Regions from separate parts of the Homo sapiens genome. Here region 2 is linked to region 1. Evidence: chromatin contacts called from ENCODE Hi-C or POLR2A ChIA-PET data. All regions are on one chromosome and are shown on one strand. Each heading gives the region's core, a stretch centred on a gene start or an enhancer-like site at or near the end of the contact. The rest is flanking DNA. Distances are from core to core; before and after follow the strand shown. Region 1 overlaps HIVEP3 (HIVEP zinc finger 3). Region 2 holds the start of CLDN19 (claudin 19).

What was found. A loop is a pair of places that touch in the nucleus more often than their neighbours do. ChIA-PET counts read pairs that join two places held with the same protein, here RNA polymerase II (POLR2A).
Region 2: a map of GM18951 shows a loop between it and region 1 (5-fold over the local background). The contact joins the promoter of CLDN19 here to the enhancer-like site in region 1. A Hi-C loop is called at or near these places in 1 of 168 maps with a recorded cell type or tissue (GM18951). POLR2A ChIA-PET finds 5 or more read pairs at or near these places in 1 of 52 experiments (Panc1).

The regions. Positions count from the first base shown.
Region 1 is chr1:41,898,605-41,904,455 of GRCh38, reverse strand. The region is part of intron 1 of HIVEP3 (HIVEP zinc finger 3); the gene reads left to right. Among named protein-coding and RNA genes, the nearest start is that of HIVEP3, 17 kb to the left of the region's middle. Within about 2 kb of position 1,660, at least 5 of the 41 ENCODE cell types and tissues checked have a DNase peak (open chromatin) inside an H3K27ac peak, as active enhancers do.
Region 2 is chr1:42,737,933-42,743,783 of GRCh38, reverse strand. It overlaps CLDN19 (claudin 19), which reads left to right and starts at 3,548. Exons shown (of 5, transcript NM_148960.3): 1 at 3,548-3,943; 2 at 5,199-5,363; 3 at 5,471-5,555. The coding sequence starts at 3,721. RefSeq lists an enhancer at 1,589-2,191.

The sequences.
Region 1 (5,851 bases), core at 411-2,910:
GGTCTCATCAGGGGGTTCTGATTTTGTTGGTCTGGGCAAGCCCTGGGTATTTGGACTTTTAAACACTCCCCCAGTGATTTTAATGTGCAGCCAAGGTCAGGACCTCTTTTACAGTCAAGGGAATTGAGGCTTCAGAGGTCAAAGTCACTGGCCCGGGGTCACCAAGCTGTGTGGGGAGGCACAGTTAAAGCACAGGCCTGTGTGACTGCATTGTTTGACCCTGGGGCCCTCCTGCTGCTGCCAATCAGAAAATGGTCAGGACCAGGCACGGTGGCTCAGGCCTGTAATCCCAAGACTTTGGGAGGCCGAGGTAGGCAGATCACTTGAGGCCATGAGTTCGAGATTAGCCTGGGCAACGTAGCAATACCCCATCTCTACTAAAAATGTAAAAATTAGCTGGGCATGGTGGCACATGCCTGTAATCCCAGCTACTCAGGAGGCTGAGGCATGAGAGTCACTTGAACCCAGGAGGTGGCTGCAGTGAGCCAAGATTGTATCACTGCACTCTAGCCTGGGTGACAGAAAGAGACTGTCTCAAAAAAAAAAAAAAAGAAAAAAAAAGGAAAATGGTCAGCACTGGCTCCAGTGTGCTGGGCAGGAAATGGTCAGTAGGGATGCAAAGATGCTGATGGCTTTCCCAGTGCATCCTTGCTGACCCAATACTCTTTTAAGAGGCAAGCATGTGTGTACTCTGAGTCTAAACGGCTCCCTGGACAGAAAGCCATCAGCCTTAGCTCCTGGCCAGCTCAACAGAGGAGCACACCACCCAGCTGCCCATCAACTCTTGGTTCAGGCTTAGCTTGGTTGCATCTGGCTTCAAGAAACAAGGACAGATGCTTTTTGATTTCTTTTCTAATGTCACCTCATAACCAGGCATAAATGTCTTGGTCCCTCCTGAGGAGAGAAAGGTAGGACAAGTCGGGCAAGTGTGGTCTTTTCTAGCCTCACCTCCAGTAATAATTGCAGAATAACAAGGCCTCAGTGCTCACTGCATTCATCAGCACCATACTAAGGACCTTGCACACATCACCTCCTGTTACCTTCACAGGAATCTTGTGAAGTAAAGACTCTTAGTATCTCAATTTTTCAGATGGGGAAACTGAGGCACAGAGAGTCTGGCAGCAGAAATGGGAGTGATCCTAGGCAGTTGCTGAGCCTGGCTCAACTCTTAATCATCATCCTATGTGACCTCCATAGATCTGTTTTTGCCTTGTTCTTGAATTGCTTCAGGAGCCCCATCTAGTTCCCAGCCTGAAAATCAGCTTTGAGCAAGGGAGATGCTGCTTCATTTCTAGCACAGAGTTGGATCCATAGCAGGTGTTCAGTAAATGGTAGTTGGTAGATGTATTTTATTTTATTTCAATTGATTTTATTTCTCCAGATTCTACAATATCACAGTACTGTGATAATAATAAACATGTCTCAGGAATGTAACCCAAGTTATCCAGTTTTTTATGCTTTGACTTCTAAGTATTTCTAAATACTCACCATACTCTCTTAATTGTTGTGTCACATTCACTTTTAGTAGCTGTGCTACGTTCACACCCTATAGTTGTCCAAGAAGAGCACCTCTCTGCACTGTAAGAGCCTCGATGTCTTTCTTTGAAGGATTCTTTACCGGAATAGAAACTGAAACGATTCTAAATGGTAGCTATCCCTGCACCGTCCAGGCCCTCAGAATGAAGTGGTTTGTTTGGTGTGCTCTTCCAGGGTAATCCATAAAAAACTCTATCCCAATTTAGTAGCAGACATTGCCGGCGCTCTGCTCAGATGGCGTTGGATCACTTCGGCCACTTCTGTGTGCCCATCCTGCAGCTTCTGTAGCCTCTGTTTCTAAAGCTTTGCCCCATCGCCTTCTTCAAAGGATTACCCTCTTGCCAAGAGAGTTGGAGTGGCTGGGAGTTTCTGTCCTGGCCATGACAGTCTGTAGCCAATATTAATTAGGGTGGGAATATGAAAGGTCAGCCACCTTGCCCTGGCAGTGGGGGGTGGGGGTGTACAAACTTGCAGGAGGTTCGGTTTACATTCCAGGACCCTCCCTGGGGTCAGGCTGAGGCTGGGATGTGGCCTGAGGTCATGCTTGGCTTGGCCTCTCCCCTTTCTGTCCTGCTTCTCCACTCTCCTACCGACCACTCTGGGGACATTTCTTCAATGAATCACTCATCTAGGAATCCTTATCTCAGGATTTCCTTTGGGGGAACATGACCTAAGTGAAAGCAATGTGGGCCGGATGTCTTTCAGACCAGAAAATGCCTCAAATTCCCTTTTAAGCATTCCTTTTAGTGTCCAGGATTCTGCCCTAAGCCTCCACTTAAACTGGGGGTCCCACTTCCCAGGGACAGTAACCCACCCCTCCTCCTCACCACTGGCTCATTCTTGTGGGTAGTTTCTGGGCTTTGCAGCTCTCCCCCTCCTCACTTCTTAGCCAGACTTTACTCTGCTTCTGTTTCATTCATTCAATACCCAACAGGTATTGAATCCCTGTTCTGTGTCAAGCATCCTCCTAGGTGCTGGGGTACAGCTGTGAATAGAGCAGACAAGGAGCTCGCCCTAACAGACCTTAAGGGAAGAAGGCAATTCACAAGTAAACAAAGAAGCAAGACAGCACACATTAAGATAATGGCTGTGAAGGAAATAGGCTAAGTGAGTGGGGCTAAGCAAGTGGGGTGTGAGTGAGGCAGCCTCCTGGGCTGTGTGCATGGTGTCACCTCCCTCCTCCGCTTCAGCCCTTGCATGCCCAGCCACACCTGCTCCTGAAAAGAGCACCTCTGACCTGCGTCTTAATAAATGCCAGTGACATTGTCCTAACTTTGTCTTTCTTGCCCTCTGAGTGGCATTTTGTGAAGTTTAAAACTCTGCATCTTGTTTTCTTCCCTGGGCTTCTGAGGCACCAGCCTCTCCTGGTTTTCTCTCTGCTTTTCAGGCTTCTCCTGCATAGCCTTCTCTGCTGCCTCCACCACCCCTCTGCTTGGCTATTGAGGATCGCAGCTCCCTAGACTCTGTCTGAGGATTTCTCTTCTTACAATGTAGTCTTCCCCTAGGTGAAGGTGTCACGTCCCCTGGTGTTAGTTTCCATGCATCTCATCTGGACCCCTCTTTGGAAGAACTGATTGTAAATGCAGCCCCCTTCTTAGCATCTCCACTTAGATGACTCAACACACGCATAACTCGGCTCAGCACCTTCCCACATGCATGACCAACCCACACCCCAGCCCCTTCCTCAGCCTGTGAGTCTCTCCTCTTCAGATGCACCCTGTCTTAGGAAGGGGCACCACTGTCCCCCAAGCTGCTTGGGCCAGAAGCCGGACTTCACCCTCTCCTCTCCACCACCTGTTACACTTAAGCTGTCACCAAGTCCTGTGCATTCCTCCTCCTAAGGACGAGTGCATGAATCCATCCACTTATCCATCCTGACGTCCACTCCCTCTCCAGGCCACCATTGCTTGACTGCTGCAGGAGATTCCTCACCGGTCCCCCACATCCTGCCTTGACCCTTCCAGAATGTTTGCATGGGCCCTAATCATGTCTGTAATTTCTTGCTGAACTAAAGATAATTGAAAATTCTTCCCAAGGTATGCACCACCCCAGGCGATGGGCCCTGCCTACTTCTCCAGCCTCACCTCCGGCCACTCCCCTTTCTCCCTCTCCTTCAGCCTTCCTAACAGATGATTCATTCCCAGTTATGGCCTTTCCACACACATTTCCTTTTTCCTGGGAAGCTTTTTAGGGAGGCCCATATGTGTGAAGGCTGCTTTCTTTTTCCCTGAAGTGCTGTGATCACCACTGGGATGTGGGGTGAAAGATACCACCACTGCCTCTCTATTCCCTCTCTACTGGGAAATTTGGAAGAGATCTAGGTGGGAGCACAGGGAGTGGGGAGAGGGAAGGGATAGAGAGGCCCAGCCCAGGGAGAGGCAATAAGGGGGTACGTTGTCTGAAGAGAACGTAAAAGCAATAATATAATAAACGAAGTCTGTTAGATTTTGACTCTCACCTTGCACCAAAAATTCTAAAACCTGTTGATGCAAAATACTCTACCCCCAAGGGAGGATTGCTCCCTCCTCTTCCCTCCACTGGATGTGAGAATAACTTTTGGGAGTCTACCAAGTAATAGCAGCAATAACTGTCATTTACTGACCACCCAGTACCAGGCACTTTGTTAGCTATGTTAGGATTCTCATCACATTAAATCCTTATAGCAGCCCTGTAGGACAGGGCTTGTGGGACCCACTTTAAAGGTGAGGAAACTGAGATTAAAGAGTAAAGCCGGCACAGGCACATCTTGAATTGCTGGCCAGGAAACCCTGCCCATGGGCAGCTATTCTTAAGCAGGGAGCTGGCTGCATTGGCCTGGGCAGAGAAGGCTTTCTGAGATATATATATGTATTTTATTTTTTTTTCCCTTCAGAATAACTCTCACAAGCACTGGACTTCCAATAAATCTGCTTTAGGGCAGGGCTTTGTAATTCAACATGAACCCTGAGATGCTCCAGATTCTGCTGACAGGGGAGAAGATCATGGCCTGAGAATGTTTTGGTTCAGGGACAATAATGTAGATTTGGAGAAAGATCAGGCTGGGCTTGAATTCTAGACCTACTACTTACAGGATCTTGGGCAGATTATTCTCAGAGCCTCAGTTTCCTATCTTATAAGCTGGGGGGTAATAATAGTACTTCATAGAGCTACTAGGAGAGTTAAATGATTCAATGAAGGTGACACTTTCATGAGCGTGCTCATTAGGTGATTAGACTCTATAATGCTTATTAAGCTCATGGCAGATTAAATGATGTATAATGGATGAGTGACAATCAGCTGACATCAGGAGTTCAAGACCAGCCCGGCCAACGTGGTGAAACCCCGTCTCTACTAAAAACACAAAAAATTAGCTGGACCTAGTGGCGGGCACTTGTAATCCCAGCTACTCGGGAGGCTGAGGCAGGAGAATTGCTTAAACCCGGGCAGCAGAGGCTGCAGTGAGCCGAGATTGCACCATTGCACTCCAGCCTGGGCAACAAGAACGAAACTCCATCTCTAAATAAATAAATAAATAAAATAAAAAACAGACATTTGACAAATGTTTGTTTTCTTCCACATAAACATCATCAGGAGAGTATAAACGTTAATTTTTCTTTTTAGGTAGACATCCTACTCTTCTGGGAGTCCATTAAATAGACAAGAGACACTGAAAACACCTAGAGATGCATAAACCACATCAGATGAGAGCCCACATTTCTGGTTTAAGTTATTTCCTAGTGAACAAGTTATTTCTTCAGGAACAATCAGTAAATGGATACATTTCCTGGACATAACATCTTGTTAAAAAGGAGCTTGCTGATATAATTCAGGATATAGTGGCAGAGGTTTTATTTTTAACAGTTTTGTTTTCTTTCCTCATTGATGCTACAAGGAAACATCCAAAATGGCCGTAGCATGTGTTCACCATCCGCATCTTGTGCAGACCTCAGTGGCAAAGATGCCAGCCCATGGGGCTGAACTGTTCTTCCTCTTTGCAAGGAGGGAGCAATTGGTGTATTAATTAAGCAGTGAATTTTTAATGCTTGCTGAATGAATAGATCTGGTCTGTCTTCTAGCCTGGGAACCAGCGCTCTTAGATTTTATGTTATTTCTCCAAAACAATAAATTCTTACAACCCTCTAGAGAGAAAACAAAGCCTCTACTTGCTTCAGCTGGAAGGAAGCTCCATTTGTCTCTCTTCCTACCTGCAGAGACACTGCTACCTTCAGAACTCAGACAGAGGATGACTCTGTGCTGATGGCAGCCAGGTGCCTTCGTAAATTCTCAGAGAGGACTTATTCCACGTCCTGTGTATCTCCAGCATGCAGAGGTGGGT
Region 2 (5,851 bases), core at 2,299-4,798, 840 kb before region 1:
TGGATGTGGAAGACGCCGCTGGTCTCTGGCGCCCCAGGCATCTAGCAGAGCTCTCAGCAGGGGCATCAAGAGACAGATGCTGTACTCAGTGTGGTTAGCACAGGTAAATGGGACAGCCACATGTGTCACAGAGGCGCAGGGCCCGGGCGAGAGGGTGGAACACAAAAATGTGTCTGCTAACACAGTCTCAAGGTGCTCAGGGACCTTAGGAAGGAGGTAAACGACGCAATAAGTGCAGTGAATGGAAATATGCCAAGAGTATGATGGGATTGCAGATCAGGATGCTTAGCCGTGCCTGGGCAGGCAGAATCGTTGGGGGTGGCCACACAGCTGGCTGTATTGCTTTCTAGCTGTGCGCCCTGAGGCAAGTAGTCTCCATTCCAAGCTTATAGTTCCGGGAATCTCAGACTCTGAGTTGGGAGGGTGATAAGAACTCCAAAATTTCAAATGATGATTGCAGAGAAGGTGCTAGATTGCTAAAGACTGAATCGGACCCTCCTAACTGACAATGAGAGAGGGCGGTGGAAAGGTCTCCGATTTTTCACAGGGAGGGAGGCAAAAGCATTGAATCCTCATACCAATCAGTCAATGATCAACACATACCTAGCAAGGCTGGCTCTCGGTCAGGCACTGTTGCAGAGGAAGTGGCAGTGGGTCTTCAGCCACAGGCAGTCTGCCCACTCCCAGAGTGCGAAGGCTGGAGGGGCAGACTGTGCGGGGAGTCTTTTTGGAACAGAGCTTTCATTAGTCACAGTTCTGCAGGCGTTTTATGCTTTCAAACAGCCTTTCTCACCTATCATCTGATCCTTGTAAACTCCCTCATGCATCAGACAGGGCAAGTGTTATTATCCCTACTTTTCAATGGAGAAACCAGGCCCAGGGAAGCTGAGGATTTGGCTAATGTCCCATAGCTTTTCAGTGGCAGGGGTAAAGCTAGAACTGTAGGCTTCTCATAGCCTGAGTGAAAGCACAGGGTGCTGTGCTACCCCAGGGCAGTTTCAGTGAGCTCTTAATGGAGGCTGGGCTGTGACCCTGAGCCTTCCTGTTCTCCCCGCATGTCTGGGAGTCATTGGACTGCAAGGGGGGGCACCAGGAGTGGTAGGTGTCCTGGGTGGAGAAGCTGTGCCAGGTTAAGGAATGCCGCTCCAGAAGCAGAATCTGAATTCCAAAAGGCTTTGGAACAAGAATGAGGGAAGGCCGTCAGGGTAGGAGAGAATATTTTGGTAGAACAGACTCAAAGCCTCAAATAACAAAGAGAAGGGATAAACAGAAGCACTTCAGAGGAAGAGGAGAGCACTGTTCCGGATCACGAAGAGGCTCTGGGAACACCCAGGATGGAGGAGCATGCAGGCCTCCTGCTGGCTCTGTGGCCCTGTGGACCCGTGGCTCCCTTTCTCTCTTTGGCCCTCAAATTGTCAATGGAGGGGGCCGCAGCCCATGGTCTCTGAGGCATGCTTCTGACTGGCCTCTGGGCTCCTGACCCAGGTCCCCCTGAAACCAGAATGACCCCTGGATCTTCCCTACAGAGAGAGCGCCTGCAGATGGCGGGGAAAAGGGGCCAAGGCCCAGCGTGGAGAGAAGGAGGACTTTGCCTTTGGAGGAGCATATGCGGAGCAGCTACCCAGCACCAGGCCCCTGCCCTCCCCAGACATCGCTTACTTTAACGGACCACCACAACTCCATGAAGCAAACCTCCCATTTAGAGTGAGGACCCTGAGGCACCACAGTCATTCAGGTCACCCCTGGGGAGCATCTTGTCACTGCCCGCAGCCCCCTTCAATCTGGACCTGGTGCCTCCCTCAAAAAGGGAGGAGTGTGGGAGAGAGACCACAGGGGCCAGCACCACACAGTTTCAAGCGGAAAGCCCTTCCTGCTGTTTCCTGGCTGGGGGTCTATTACCTCCCTCTGCCGTGGTCTCCTTACTGTTAGGAGGCCTGCTGCCTGCAACAGTGGCCCACATGCTTAAATTAATGCACTGGTCACAGGGTGCCCATTGCGGCCCCAGTAGGATGGAGGAGGCTCCCCTCAATCCTACTGTCTTGTCATTGTGGTAGAAGAATCTGAGCTCAGGACTTACTTCTCTGCCACTGTCCTAGACCCCATTTGGTCTTGGGACCCACAGGTCGTCCAGGAAGCAGGTCTGTGTGTGCTCGGATCCACGTGGCTCTGACCCTCCCAGCACAGAGAGCCTGAGGGTCCCAGTGTGCACCACCACAGGTCAAGCAGTGCCCACCCTTGACCCTCAGATGGCAGACCACTCCCCCATCTCTGGCCAGAGCTGCAGGCCATACCAGAGGCCTACGCCCTGGGCGGGCACACAGGGCTGCCATTGTCTGCTCAGCGCCTGGCACCCTCTCGTTTGCATAGCCACGTGAAGAATGCAAGAGCGGGCTGGGGACTTGTCCCTTCAGAGGGGGGTTGGGGCTGTGGGGGAGGAAGCCAGCAGGGGTCTGCAGCAGGACCCTGCCTTCCCCCAGTGCAGTCCAGGAAGGGTGGGTGGGCTGTTGGGGACGGAGGGGGCGGCGGGGGGCTGGCAGGAGTGGAAGCAGGGTTGTGACATTCCTTCTGCACCCACGCTGCAGTGGGGCCCACTTGAACGTGAGGGGATTGCTAATGAGGTGGAAGAGAGTTAAACATTCCCCTACTCCTGAAGACCAAGAGAGACTGGGAGAGAGAAGAGGGAGGTGGGGGTGCTCGGAGCGGGCAGCCTGAACCCCGGGAATGTGCAGAGGCCACTGCTCCGCGCCAGGCTGCTCTAGAGTTGGGGGCCAGGGCCCAGTGTTCCAGTCCCAGCAGGAGCTACTAAGCCAGCCAGCAAGGGGATTAAGGGGCTGAGCAATCCGCCTTCCTTCAGGCTGATGCCAGAAGGTTGGGGCTGTCTCCCCAGCTCCCCACCAGGCCCCTTGCTGGCCGGCAGCCAGCGCTGGCCCAGCCTCGATAGGGCCCCTTTTCTGTCCCCCTCAGATCTCAAAAAGACCCCACAGTACATATTTCCTGGTCTGGCCTCCCTGATTTTTGGCACACACAGCTCCCAGGTACCCATGACCCCTCTTCCCAACACCCCACCGCTAGCTCAGCCTCCCCACATCCAGCTTCAGAGCCCCTGCCAAAAAGTTATCCTTGACATCTAACTCTAGTTTTACCCGCTGCAAACTGGCATTCCTTTCCCTTCTGTCCTAAAGTCAAAGGGCAGAAAACCCCAAGGGTTAGATCAGCCTTGCAAGAGCAAAGTCCATCCTCCCAGGGCTGGTGTTTGGGTTAGGGATTATCCGAATTTTAGGACACCCGAATCAGGTTCCTAAAGGGGTTTCCCTGTGGGGAAAGGCCCAGAGGGCAGCTGGGTCATTCCTCTCAGCCCCTCCCTTCCCTATCCCTGCGGAACGGGGCGGGGCAGGGACACCACCTGGGCCATGGGCCGGCCCTCCGCCCCCAGGGGGCTGGGCATGAGCTTTGCTGGGGACCCTGCTCTGGCTTAGGCGGCTGCTGTGGGCGGGCCCTGGCCTTTTCCAGCCCCTGGGCCTCCCCCTGCATTCTGGAGTCCAGAGCCACTGCCTTTGCTCCAGCCGCTGCCGCCGCACCACCTCTCCTTCTCTGCCTCTGACCCTCCTTCTCGCTGCTCCCCCTGCCCAGCTGCTCCTCCCACCTGGCCATGACCAAAGCCCCTGCTGGCACCCTGGCCCAGCTCTGAGTCCTGGGACCCTCGGTCCTCTCTCCTGGGCCATGGCCAACTCAGGCCTCCAGCTCCTGGGCTACTTCTTGGCCCTGGGTGGCTGGGTGGGCATCATTGCTAGCACAGCCCTGCCACAGTGGAAGCAGTCTTCCTACGCAGGCGACGCCATCATCACTGCCGTGGGCCTCTATGAAGGGCTCTGGATGTCCTGCGCCTCCCAGAGCACTGGGCAAGTGCAGTGCAAGCTCTACGACTCGCTGCTCGCCCTGGACGGTAGGCCCCAGGCCGGCGGGGTGGGAGATGGGAGGTGGGAACAGCAGGGGAGTCTGGAGCAAGTTTTCCTCACAGTCTGCTATCTGCGCTGGGCTCCAACCTCCAGCCTCCGCTCTACAATTCCCCCACTACTGCCCTGTGCCCATTGACGGTCCAGGCCAGCCTGCTGCCCTGTGGGAGGGGAGGGCTCTAGGGTCTGGCGGCTGTGGGTCCAGATTCCTGCTCTGTCACTATAACTTTGAACTAGTCACCAAACCTCTTCCCATTGTGATGTTCTCATCTCTAAAGGGGAATACTAATACCTGTGGCACTCTGAAAGACTCAGTTAAGACCCTTCATCCACTTCTCCCCACAGTCAGTAGACAGACACACACTGTATGATGCACACCTGCTCCCTAGTCCTGCTCCCAGGCCTGTGTGCCAGCATATGGGTGCATGCACATGCATGCAAACACGCATGCACACGCACACACGTGCACATGCATGCACAGACAGGTGTGTCTGCATGCAGTCCCTCTCCTTCTGGGGTGTGGAGATGAGCCTGACAGGCACCGCCGAAGTTCTAACTCTGGGGTGGAGGTGATCCACCTGCAATCTGCCCAGGAGCCCCCAGGGACAATCTGCTCCCCATGGGAGCTGGGAGCAGAGCGGCCTTCAACCAGCCCCATTGTGCCAGTTCAGGCAGGTCAGTTCAGGCAGGTCATCTAGCCTCGCTGAGGGACCCAGGTCTCCTGAGCACCCCCCAGGGCCCAGGATGGACCCATGCACCCGTGAAGAGGCAAGCTTCCAGCTGCCATGGGCAGAGGGGAAAGTGACTGTTGTCTGAATGGCTGCTGGGGAGGGGTTGCTGCGGGGCTCAGGCTGAGTTGAGCTGGGCCTCAGATACCCCCAGCTCTTCCACCTACCAAACCTGAGGGGACCCTGGAGCTGCCCTCAGCTGCTTGGGAGGATGGGCCAAGCCCAAGAGGGAGTCCCCAGGCCAGAAAGCAACAGCAGAGTGAATCATACTACCGGAAAAGCCTGCAAGGGCGAGTGGAGAATGGCGTTGACAGTGAAGGGGACTCTCACCCCCACACCCTGTCCTCATGCCCGGGCTGTCACTCCTCACTATCCTGCACCTGCCAGAAGGTGGTCTGACCCCCCAGGCCAGCTCCTGCTCAAGCCCCTCTCAAGCTGGGCTCCTTCCACCGACCCCAGGCACCGACCCAACCCCCATCCCCGCCAGCCCGACTCAGTGTCATCCCGCCCACCCTAGGTCACATCCAATCAGCGCGGGCCCTGATGGTGGTGGCCGTGCTCCTGGGCTTCGTGGCCATGGTCCTCAGCGTAGTTGGCATGAAGTGTACGCGGGTGGGAGACAGCAACCCCATTGCCAAGGGCCGTGTTGCCATCGCCGGGGGAGCCCTCTTCATCCTGGCAGGTGAGTGCCCCTCACTCCTGCACAATCACAACCATGGCAGGCAGCCCCAGCCCCAGTGGCCTCGGGGGGCCAGAGCAGAGCTGAGCGCCCCTCTGCTTTGTCTTTAGGCCTCTGCACTTTGACTGCTGTCTCGTGGTATGCCACCCTGGTGACCCAGGAGTTCTTCAACCCAAGCACACCTGTCAATGCCAGGTGGGTGCCAGGGCTTGGGTCTTTTGCTTTACCTCCTCTGGGGCCACTGACCTTTGTCCACTGGATCACCTGGCGGGGGAAGTGGGGACAGGATCCAGCTGCTGTCCAAGAAGCTTTAAAGGGGGGCGCCAGGAGGAGTGTGGTGGGGCCCTCCATAGGGGCGGGAGGCCTGTGATGGGCACCCAGGTGCAGCAAGGACTCTCTAAGGACCTAAGTGCCCTGGCTCTGGGTTTCAATCCCAGCTCTGGCTGGGTGCAGTGGCTCACGCCTGTAATCCCAGCACTTTGGGAAGCCAA